Regions from separate parts of the Mus musculus genome. Here region 1 is linked to region 2. A link is a loop called in an ENCODE intact Hi-C map of the cell type or tissue named here. Cell type or tissue: left cerebral cortex. All regions are shown on one strand. Links, peaks and the distances in the headings refer to the core of each region. The heading gives the core; the rest is flanking DNA.

What was found. Hi-C counts contacts between places; a loop is a spot of excess contacts. Peaks named below come from ENCODE experiments on the same cell type or tissue, not always from the same donor. Only the 100,000 strongest peaks of a DNase experiment are listed, where the experiment ranks them.
Region 1: it touches region 2 in a loop (2.9-fold over the local background); 1 of 42 quality-filtered maps calls a loop at or near these places.

The regions. Positions count from the first base shown.
Region 1 is chr14:45,655,084-45,660,392 of GRCm38, reverse strand. Ddhd1 (DDHD domain containing 1) reads left to right here and starts at 2,250. Exons shown (of 14, transcript NM_001042719.2): 1 at 2,250-3,171. The coding sequence starts at 2,382. Mir5131 (microRNA 5131) reads left to right here and starts at 2,340; the gene lies at 2,340-2,432. In left cerebral cortex, for the core only: a CTCF peak has its summit at 2,294; DNase peaks (open chromatin) are centred at 3,384, 4,547, 5,086, 5,265 and 5 more places; H3K4me3 peaks cover 3,690 bases; H3K27ac peaks cover 3,441 bases.
Region 2 is chr14:45,527,386-45,532,757 of GRCm38, reverse strand. Fermt2 (fermitin family member 2) reads left to right here and starts at 2,693. Exons shown (of 15, transcript NM_146054.3): 1 at 2,693-2,824; 2 at 3,167-3,333. The coding sequence starts at 3,177. Gm46452 (a long non-coding RNA gene) reads right to left here and starts at 2,536. Exons shown (of 3, transcript XR_001781252.2): 1 at 2,202-2,536. In left cerebral cortex, for the core only: CTCF peaks have their summits at 2,788 and 2,988; DNase peaks (open chromatin) are centred at 2,236, 2,531, 3,097 and 3,651; H3K4me3 peaks cover 3,112 bases; H3K27ac peaks cover 2,272 bases.

The sequences.
Region 1 (5,309 bases), core at 310-5,309, 130 kb before region 2:
GAACTGGGTGCTGTAGCTAAGAGGTCAAAAGTACAAAAGAGGCAAATGTACTAAAGTACAAAATGGCTGGATTATACAGGGAAGAGGCACCTGGGTAAGGGCAGCCTGGCCCCTGGGCTGGAGAGTTCTGGGGTAGAAGACAGGGTATGCCAGCCATATCCTGTAACAGGCAGGGACTAAGGGATGCTGGGAGAACCTGGAGGTCAGGTCTGCTTTGATATTAATAGGCACCGTAGCCATTTGTCCCAGGGTTTGAGACTTGACACTGTATCTACCACTTTTAATTACACTTTAATATAGCATCTCCTAAGCTAGAGGATCCTGGTTCTCTTTGGCATCGGAAGCATACAGAAGTGTCTGTACATGGGTAACTATCAGAACAGTGTGGATCAATGCCTCCATGAATAAAACACAGTTCAAAGTTCATACTCAATTTCTTACTCTGCATACTATTAATAGAGACATTGGGAAAGAATTTGGGATGCAGAAATGCAGATGCTTTGTTAGTGGGGCTGTAATGTACAAGTGGACAGACTGCTCACTGAGCAAGATTATCCAGCCAATCCAGTCGTTATGGTAGAAAATACCACCCATGTTCCTCTATTTATCATGAATTGCAACAGTATCATCTGCCCATAGAAAGCAGGGCCTTCCAACAGATCCCTCCAAAAGCACAGGGCACAACAGAGATGAGCCTGATTGAAATAATGACTTTGAAGGCTCTCTGACAGGTTACATCCTGAGAGCAAGACAACTTGCCCTACTGACCTGTTTCCACAAAGTAAACATTAACAGTGAAGACTGTCTGTTCTTGAAGTAAGAGCAAGATTGGAGATTGTTTTCTCAAGATAGGATGGGTTTATAAAATGAATTTTTTTTTCAATTTAAGAGAATGGTCTGAGGTGACAGAGTGCCTCAGCTATAAAACAGGATTTCTATGAAGTTACAGCTGACCTTGACCAAACTCATCAGTCAGCCACAGTCCAAATAATCTCTGCTGGGGCAGCCTGTTCCCCAAAATGAACTGCCTTTTAATAAAACAGATAATTCCAGGAAAGGTACATCATAGACCGACACATAGCTCTATGGCTGCAAGAATTTCATTTCCAAGCCACCCACTTGCCTCTATAAAGGGCCCCAGCTAGTTTACTCCCTTCTAAGACACCCATTTCCCTCCGGAGAGTGTCTTTCCTTCTTTGTTTGAAATAAACTGTCCATCTGTTGAGGTCAGACTCTGGTCTCTGTCTTCTCTTTACTCTGTCTTGGAAGTCTAACATAACAGAGCCTCCGTGTCTCCCTGAAACCAGGAAGTGAGTTACAGAATCAGAGTTATACTAAAAACAAAAACCAAACCAAACTTGGGAAGGCTTAAAAGCCATAGAATTACTAGAGACCGTCCGGTGCAACGATCTCCTACTTATAGCAAGGAATAAGACAAATAGATAAAGGAGATTAAGTGACTTGCCTGGAGGTGGCAAAGCTGAGTTTAGAACCTAGGTTTTTGTTTTTTTTTTTTTCCTCTTTCAGTCTAATAATCTACCACACAAGGCTGGCAAGACCAGTTAGTTATAACCAAGGTACATCGAATGCGCACAGACTGTGGGAAAAGACTAAGACATAGGGACTTGGTTTCCATCCAAGGCCTTACTGCACTACAGAAAGAACAGGAAGCATAAGGACAAGAGGGCAAGCAATCTAAAGAACTGGCACAGTGACTCTAGGACGCCAGTTTTGTAAGTGGGAGTGGTCGTGCCCAGGTGAGCAGCAGGCGTAGAGGTGGGGTGCCTTCTGTATGAATGGGCTGAAGGTTGGGAAAGGGCCAAACCAGGTGACCGAGCAGGTCTTTCGGATGCTGAAAGCAGGCCTAAAGCCAGGAACGTGAGCTAGCAACTTCCAGGGCCCCTCTGGGCATACAGCTGAATCACCCACGGGGCTCATGACCCGAAAGTGTAAAGATGAGTGGGCGAGAGCCTCACTGCGGCTGGCATCCAGGGGCGTGGAAGCGAGGGGGCGGAGCCACTGCGTCGAAAGTCGTGAGGCAGGGGCTCCACGGATGCCGAGACCGCCGCGACCCCGTCTGACCCCCGCTTCCAGGCGCGGAAGACTACGTACAGCCTAGCGCCAAACGGGAGCTCCAGCAGAGTCCTCGGGCCTTCCGGGGAGGCGCGCGCGGCTGGGGGCGGGGCCCCTGTGGCCCCGCCCACGCAGGGCTGCGTAACAATGGGGCGGGCCCCGGAACGGCGCTGCGGCGGCCGGGGGCCGGCGGGGAGGCGGAGTCGCCTCGGCCGCAGCTGCTGCCCTGCTCGGGATTTGAAAGATTATAAAGTCCGGGCCGAGAGGGCGGCGGCGTCGGATGCGCGTGTGGCGGAAGCGCCGGCGGCATGAACTACCCGGGCCGCGGCGCCCCACGGAGCCCCGAGCGTAACGGCCGCGGCGGCGGTGCCTGGGAGCTGGGCTCGGACGCGGCGGGCGTGTTCGGCGGCGGCGGCTGCTGCTTCGAGCACCAGCCGGGCGACAGCGTGCCGCTGTCGCTGCTGCGCGCCGAGCCGCTGCACCTGGCACCGGGCGCCGACGACCTGAGCCACCTGGCTCTGGACCCGTGCCTCAGCGACGAGACCTACGACTTCAGCTCGGCCGAGTCCGGCTCGTCGTTGCGCTACTACAGCGAGGGCGAGAGCGCGGGCGGCGGCAGCTCTTCTTCGCCTCCGCCGCCGCTCGTCGCCCAGAACTCGGGGGGCGGCGGGGCGGCGGGAGGGGGCCCCGGGGACAGGAAGCGCGCCCGGCCCGGCGGCGCAGCCGCCCGGCACCGCTACGAGGTGGTGACGGAGCTGGGCCCCGAGGAGGTGCGCTGGTTCTACAAGGAAGACAAGAAGACCTGGAAGCCCTTCATCGGCTACGACTCTCTGCGCATCGAGCTCGCCTTCCGGACCCTGCTGCAGACCACGGGCGCCCAGGCCCGGGCGGCGGGCCGCGATGGAGACCGGGTGTGTGGCCCAAGCTCCAGCTTCGGGGAGGAAGACGAGGAGGACAGCGCCTGCGGCTTCTGCCCGCGCGCGGCGGGGCCTGAGCCGGAGATGGAGGAGCTGGTGACCATCGAGCCGGTGTGCGTGCGCGGCGGCCTCTACGAGGTGGATGTCACTCAAGGAGAGTGCTACCCGGTGTACTGGAACCGTAAGTGGCTGGCCAGGGGCGGGCCAGGCTCGGCGCGCGCTGGACGGCGTTTGGGGGTTCGGTTGCCCCCGCGATGCCTGCCTCGGGTTAGGATGCAGGTTGCGCGGGGTGCCTCGGCAGGTGAAGGGTAAAAGAGCAGATGGCAGCGCCCAAGCTGCTAGCGGGGTCAGGAGGGGAGGATTCCGCCGGGGATTGTGCCTCCTGGGTGAGTAGAGTGCTGCTGCCATCCCCTGGAGGGTATCCAGGAACGGATCCCCAAGCCAGTAGCTTTAGTTTCTTGACCGTACCAGGGGCTTTGTCCACCTGGATATCTGATTCGGTCTCGTGTCTCCTGAAGCTCCTGTGATTTAAATAACATGTCCTGGAGTGAGTGGAAATGCTTGAGTGTTTTTATGAGAATCAACAGTTCAGCTTAAAACCTGAGAAGAGAAAAGCCCTGACGGGAAAGGAGAGTTACAATGTGTTATTCACAGTGGATGTGTTGGGCACAAGAGGAAAGAACTGCAGGAAGTGGCAGTGCGAAGTGGGTCCGTACCCTCTGTATAGAATGTTTTCATATCTCTTGGGTCCTTTTTACATATTTTTACTTTTGCTTCTTAACCTAGAAAAATTGCACGACCTCGGTTTTCACATCTGTTAAATGGGACTGTCATAAAGGTCTGAACGATGCTTTAGGCAACACGGGTAGGTTTAAAATCAGAATGAGGAAGGGTAATCCATAATCTGACGTGGCATGCAGCAGTTATTAATATATATGATATGTAGTAGTAACAAGTTATTGGCCATCAATAATTTGTACCATACAGTATTAACTTTATGGGCTTCAGTGCCCTTACTCAAATGTCTTTTCCTGATCTTTTGGCCCTCTATACATCTTATATTATTTATTCTGATCTATATTAATTATGTGTATTGATGGCTTAGCTTCCTTTCGGTTTATTTAGTAGCTTCTGGTCAGAGTCCACCACCTTTATCTTTGTACTCATAAAGCAGGTATTCGATGACTTGGTACCGAATTGCATCAGTGATTCTGATAATGCTAAAGCATGCATGCATTAGGTGCAAGTAACTATGATGGCAGATTCAGCACATTCCAAGTCAGGTATAGGTAGCATAGCAGGAAATTTCTTGCTACTCTTCAGGACAATAAAGGCAATAAAGGTTGTTAGTTTTTTAAAGATGAGACTCATATGGACTCTGTTAGGTCACCTCTTGATTATAAACTCACTGAGGACGGACTTAGTAGTTGTATGTGCTAGCACAGTACCTCTGTGCACATTGTTTGGAAACCCATGTCTTTCAGAGGCTTCCCATCCCATTTCTTTTTAAATGATCCACACATCACCATGGGTCTTTCCTGCAGATAAAAACACAGAACTTAGTGGACCCAGAAAGCAAGGTCAGAGGGGCTGGAGAGATGGGTCAGCAGGTAAGAACACCGAGGGCTCTTCCAGAAGACCCTGGTTCAAATCCCAGCCCCCATACTCCCCATGGCAGCTCACATCTGTCTGTAACACCATGATCTGACACCCTCACACGGACATACATGCAGGCCAAACACCAGTGCACATAAAGTAAAAACAATAAATATCAAAGGGAGCAGGGGAGTGAGAGCATAGAGCATCCTGGAAAGGGGGGCTGGAGAGTAAAGCTGTCTCTCCCTTAGCTTAGCCTTAGAGTGCTTGCACTAGACTGACAAGTTTAACACCTTACTCTGCTCACAAAGTAATTTTCACTGTGGAGCAAATTGATGTTGACTTTCATCCTACAAGGATGTAGCCTCAGTGTTATTAATGAACTTGACCAAGGTCACGCAGCTAGAAAGTGATGCAGTAAGCAGTAGTGAGGGAACACAGTGCCGTATGTATTTCACCCATCCAAAGGGACGCACAGGCCACCGTGGATGTAAGACTGAGTCTGCAGGAGTCAGAGGAAGCACGGGGATTAGAGAAAGGGGTTCCTCTCAGTTGGGGCCAGCATATCCAAGGATACAGAGGCGTGAAACTGCAGAGCAGTTGAAGGAATGAAGGCTGCACCTCTGAGGCTCAGGCATCCAATGTGGGTTTGGATCTGACCACCCCAGCAGTGTGGCTGTATGAGGATTGGCAAGTGGCAGTCTGTCAGGAGCACTGCCCAGA
Region 2 (5,372 bases), core at 253-5,252:
CGCTATAGTGGTTGTTCAGAAAGTAGCTCACTTGGAAATAGCTAGAATGTGGAAGCTGGGGCTTAAGAGGCTATGAACCACCACACTTGGCTTCAACAAGTTTGTCTGAGGAAAAGGAATATTCAGAACGGATATTTTTGGTGCTAAGGCATGTTAGAGAAACTCTGGGCTTACTGGAACACATGCGCAGGTCATTAGGAATAAGTCTGGGCCTCATTCCTCATTTCATTTCAAGTATTTACCCCACCCTTCTAAGACTCAAACACATACACATCGTTTTCTTGTTTTGAGCCACTTTTAACGCCTGCTACCTCCTAGCTTATGCCTCCTTTTATATTGCCACAGATCTTTTGGAGATAAGGTGAGGGAAAAAACAGATGAGGTGAATAACAGACGTGTAAATTTTCATGAAATCTCTTTAATAAAGAGATTTCTCCATTGGGATAGACCCCTGATTCTTTGATATTTGTTTTTAATTGGTACCAGTATATTTTCTATAGCTTTTGTACCAACCTATTTGTAAATGTATACATAACATAAATGTATAGTTAACTTTGGGGATGCTAACACACACACACACACACACACACACACGGGAAAAAAGTGACAATCCAGCTCACGAATCTGGTAGCTGCTGTGGCCAGTCTGTCCACCGCACAGAGACGGATTATGGCAGGGAATGCAATTCTTAGTGGTGCCAGAAAAGTCCAGGATGTGGCAGGTTTGAGTTAGTTAGAAAAAGAAAGACTAAAACCAACCAATCAAAAGAAAACCTCTCTTGACCACATCACCCAATAACTAACATTTGGGGAATTTCCTTCTAGTCTTTTTTCAATCTAAATATTTAAAAATGGGTGTGTTCTTTCTTTCTTTCTTTCTTTCTTAATTTTTTTTTTTTTTCTTTTTCAAGACAGGGTTTCTCTATATAGCCCTGGCTGTCCTGGAACTCACTTTGTAGACCAGGCTGGCCTCGAACTCTGAAATCCGCCTGCCTCTGCCTACTGAGTGCTGGGATTAAAGGCGGGTGCCACCACGCCCGGCTATGAGTGCGTTCTTGATTTTACAGAGGCACGTACAGTTTTCTACAGATTTTTGTTTGCTTGCCTTTTTGAGACAGAGTCTCTCTAATAGCCCAGGCTGTCGTGGAACTAACTAGGTAGGACAGGCTGGCCTTGAACTCAGAAAGACCTGCCTGCCTCTGCCTCCTGGGCGCTAGGATTAAAGACATGCTCCACTATGCCTGGTCTGTACAGATTTTTTTTAACCCAAGCAACTAATTCTCTACATTATTAAAAATATTCTCCTATGTATTTTCCAACAACATAATTTCATCAACACTGTTTCCACCCTGAACAACATTGCTTCTAAGTAAACCACCCACAACGTCTCAGAGTAGAAATAACTGGAGAGAGGCAAGCTTGGAGAAGTGCATCAGTTTCTCCATGATGACTGGCTAGTGTTAGCAGAGTGGTTTCCCTTTTTTTTTTTTTTCCACTCCCAAACCTCTGGCATTTGACTCGAGTTTTCCTGCTTTCACTCCCTTACGGGTGTCCACCCCTTTCTGCAGGCTGTGCTTTTTTCTTTTGCTGTTGTGTTGATGAACAAAGGGTTATTTGCGCGGTAGGCTCCCCTTTGAAGTGTCTAGGGCAGTTCACGAAGTCCAAGACACTTTTTAAAAACCAAGATCCTTTACAGTATCTTATCGGACTCTCCTGGACTTAAATAAATTGCTAGAAGAGGCAACCCCTGGCTTGCTGATTCTGAACAGTTCCCTTCAACAGAGTGTAATAGTTAATGGGAACGTGGAAGTGGGCCTTCGGGGACCTTTCTTCGTCACTAGTCAAAGTCTTTAACAGCTCAACATCAGTTCAAAACTACTTAAATGTCTTGGAAGTGTGTGGGAGGGTAAGGAAGAGAATGTGCGTGCATTCAAAATACTGAGTCCTCTAAGTTGCGGAGGAAAAGTCCCAAGTACGCGCCAACAGTTGGCGTGGGTGGAGAAGGGGTCTCGGGGAAACCACTGCCCTCCTGGGGTGGGGTGGGGAGGTCCCCCTTTTCCAGCCGGAGCGCATGAGCCAAGCTTTTGCGTCTGGCAGGCACTTGGGTTCCAGGGGTTAATAATGCTCGCCGACTCTCATGAGTCCAGCAGGAGCCGCAGATTGGTGCGGAACCCTGCTTGCCAGGCAACTTTTGTGGCTCACCGCCCCTCTGTGTCCTTTCTCCTACTTTTGTGGGATGTTCAAGGCAGACATCGTAAAGTTTCTGCATCCCAACTTCTCTTCCTAGCTCCCCGGCGCGGTGCCTTCGCGCCCGGGTTCCCCGCACACGTCCCGGGGCCTGGGAACTTCCCGAGGCAGCTTCTCACGCATGAACCCCGGGGACCCCGCTGCAGGCGCCGCCTCAGCCCCGCGAGCCCCCGCCCCCCACCCCAGCTCCGCAGCCGAGAGCCCGGATGTTGGATTCCATCCCTGCGCCTGGTCCTTCATTTCCATAAAAGGGCAGCGCTCCGCAGGGCCGAGATTGCGGCCGCCGCCTCCCCCCGCAGCGCTCCCCCGAGGCGCGCACCGCCCCGGCCCCACCAGAGCGCGCGCCGCCTCCTCTCCCCCGCGGGAGCGCGGTCAGAGAAGAGCCAGAGAGGAGGGGGCGGAGGCCGGCTGCGGGCGGTGCTGCGGGGCGGGGGCCGGGGCGGGGAGAGGGGGTGGGGCGGGGGCCGCGGTGCCGGGACTCCATTAGCAGCGGCGCGAGGCTTCGCTTTCCTCCCGAGCAGCGACGCGGGTGCCGCCAGCCTCGCCTGTTGCCTCGGGAGCCCGGCGGGAGGAGCGCGGTGAGGGGCGCAGCGGAGGACGGGGCGCGGGGAGGACGCCGCGGGAGGAGCGGAGCGCGCGCCGGCGCGGCGCGGTCTCCCCGGCCGGGTGGGGAGGCGCGGGGCGGTCCGGGCGCAGCGGCGGCGGCGGCAGGTGAAGGCGCCCAAGTCCGCTAGGCGGGCGCGGCGGGCGGAGGCCACGGTCTGGGTGCCGAGTCGCCCGCGCTCGCGCCCTTGGTTGTGCGCGCGTAGCCGCAGCTCCTCCGCCTTCTCCCTCGCAGCGGCCGGCGCCGCGGACTCGGTGGGGTTTGTCTTCCTTTGGGGGAGTGACGCTGACGAGAGCCATTTCCTCCGCGCTCGCAGGAAGGGAGCCATGGCTCTGGACGGGATAAGGATGCCAGATGGCTGCTACGCGGACGGGACGTGGGAACTGAGCGTCCATGTCACGGACCTGAACCGTGATGTCACTCTGAGAGTGACCGGGGAGGTGCACATCGGAGGGGTGATGCTGAAGTTGGTGGAAAAACTCGGTGAGTAGCACCCCGATGCCTCCAATAAAGACTTCCCAGAATGAGAGGAGGGGGTGGGGAGGGAAGACGGCGGGGGGAGGGGTAGAATTGGGAGATCCTAGCTCCTGGCGTGTGCTGCGCTTAAAATGCGAAATTTGTTAACGTTAGGGCGCATAGACGTGCTCCCCTCTGCGTCCTGCTTGTTATTTTGATTTTTACATAAGGTAGTGAGTGATTCGAACCTACCAAATGCTTAACTGCGGATTCCCGGGACGACTTGTTGAAAGTAACGAGGAGAGAGAGTATGCAGGTGAAAGTTGTGAATGTGGTATTACGGGTCTGTAGGTGTTCCCACCTCTTATCCTCATGGAACCTGGATGTTGATGGTGGTGTTTATTGGGGAGAGTGTACAGTCAGCCCGGTCTGGAGAATGTGCACTGGTGTTGGTCGGTATGAAGTTTCAGTAGCTGTACTACGTGATGGAGTGCCCTGAAATGTTCCACTCGTCCGCTCTTGCGAGGGGTGGGGCAGTGCTTGACAAACTTGGTATCTGTATTCTGAGTTGGAAGTAAGCTATCAGGAGCATTAAGAAGCCAACGAAAGAACTTATTTTTTATTTTTTGTTTTTTTTTTGTGTGTGTGTGTGTGTGTTTTGTTTTTTTAAAGCAGACACTAAACTGAGTTGAAGATGACAGTATTTGAGTGCACATAGATACTGCATTGATTCGGACTTGATTGTAAGGAAGGGCTATCACCCAGGATATTCGAGAAAACTGCACTCCACATTTTGTGATAAGGCAAACCATTTTTCACCTGGCAGATTGACCAGACTAGATAAGATGGGTGATTTTATCCGGAGAGCGTTTATCAGAGCAGCAGCTTTCTGGCCTGTAAAATGCTTGCTGCTTTGTATAATGAAGTGATAAGGTGTTTTGTGTGGGGATGTCTTTTGTGGCAGGGTTAGTTGGTTTTAATCAGCATTCATGTCTCAGGCCATCCTGGAAAAGTAATGAATATTCGTTTCTCAGAAAAAGTATTTCTTACCAAAGGGGAGGGGGAACTGCATATTTACCATATAACGTAAATGAAATAGAAGTTTGATATAATTTGGGAATTAGACTGAATTCATTTATTAGGTGACTCTGCTTTATGCCCCTGGAGGGAACTTTATTGTTGGAGGACTAAAGAGGAGTTAATTGCAGGGGGCCCTTCTTAGTACTGTCCATTGATTGACTCCCAGAGATAGCCCAAGAACGAGCCCCCAAGGGGCCCTTTAAGAATTCAGTTTTGCTGCTTTAATCAAGTAACTGTCAGTTTACGTTTGGTTTTTTGTTTGTTTGTTTGTTTTTTGAGTCAAGTAAATCACTGTTTGCAAAATATTTACCAACCTTTTTTGAACAGTTCCACTTGAGGATGAAAACTATCCCATATGGTTCCTGTTTGACAAGGAAACAGTCATTTGTATCAGATTGTCTTATGCGTGATAAGTGGACCTTATTAATACATTATAGCTTTTCCTTATTTTAGTTAGTTTTTGGTTTTGTTATCTCAAGCAAGAGTCTCACTCTGTAGCTCTGGCTGGCCTTGAACTTGCTATGTAGACCAGACTCACAGAGATCTGCCTGCTCTGTCTCTTGAGTTCTGGGATTAAACGGGTGTCTTCCTCATGGCCAGCTCTTCAGAGTAATTTTTTTTTTTAAGCAGTGCAATAAAAGATCTGTCAAGGGTGACTTAGACAAGTTGGGATTCTAAAAAACAAAACAAAACAAAACAAAACAAAACCAAGCTTTAATGAATAAATAATGATTTCTACTGTATTTACATCACTGATTGACTGTTATGAAATCACAATTATAAATAGAATTGTTGGGGGTGAGCTGTTTGTAGACAGGATTGATGTTATTTTTGAGTAACTATCTTACCAATGCTGATGCTGGTTAATTACATAGAACAGTGGGGGCAGGAATGGCTTTGCACCTGGGAATTCTGTACCTGTCTTTGGTGGCACCAGTCCTCTTGAGTTTTAAGTCCCAAATGGAGGAGGCATTTTTCAGCAAACT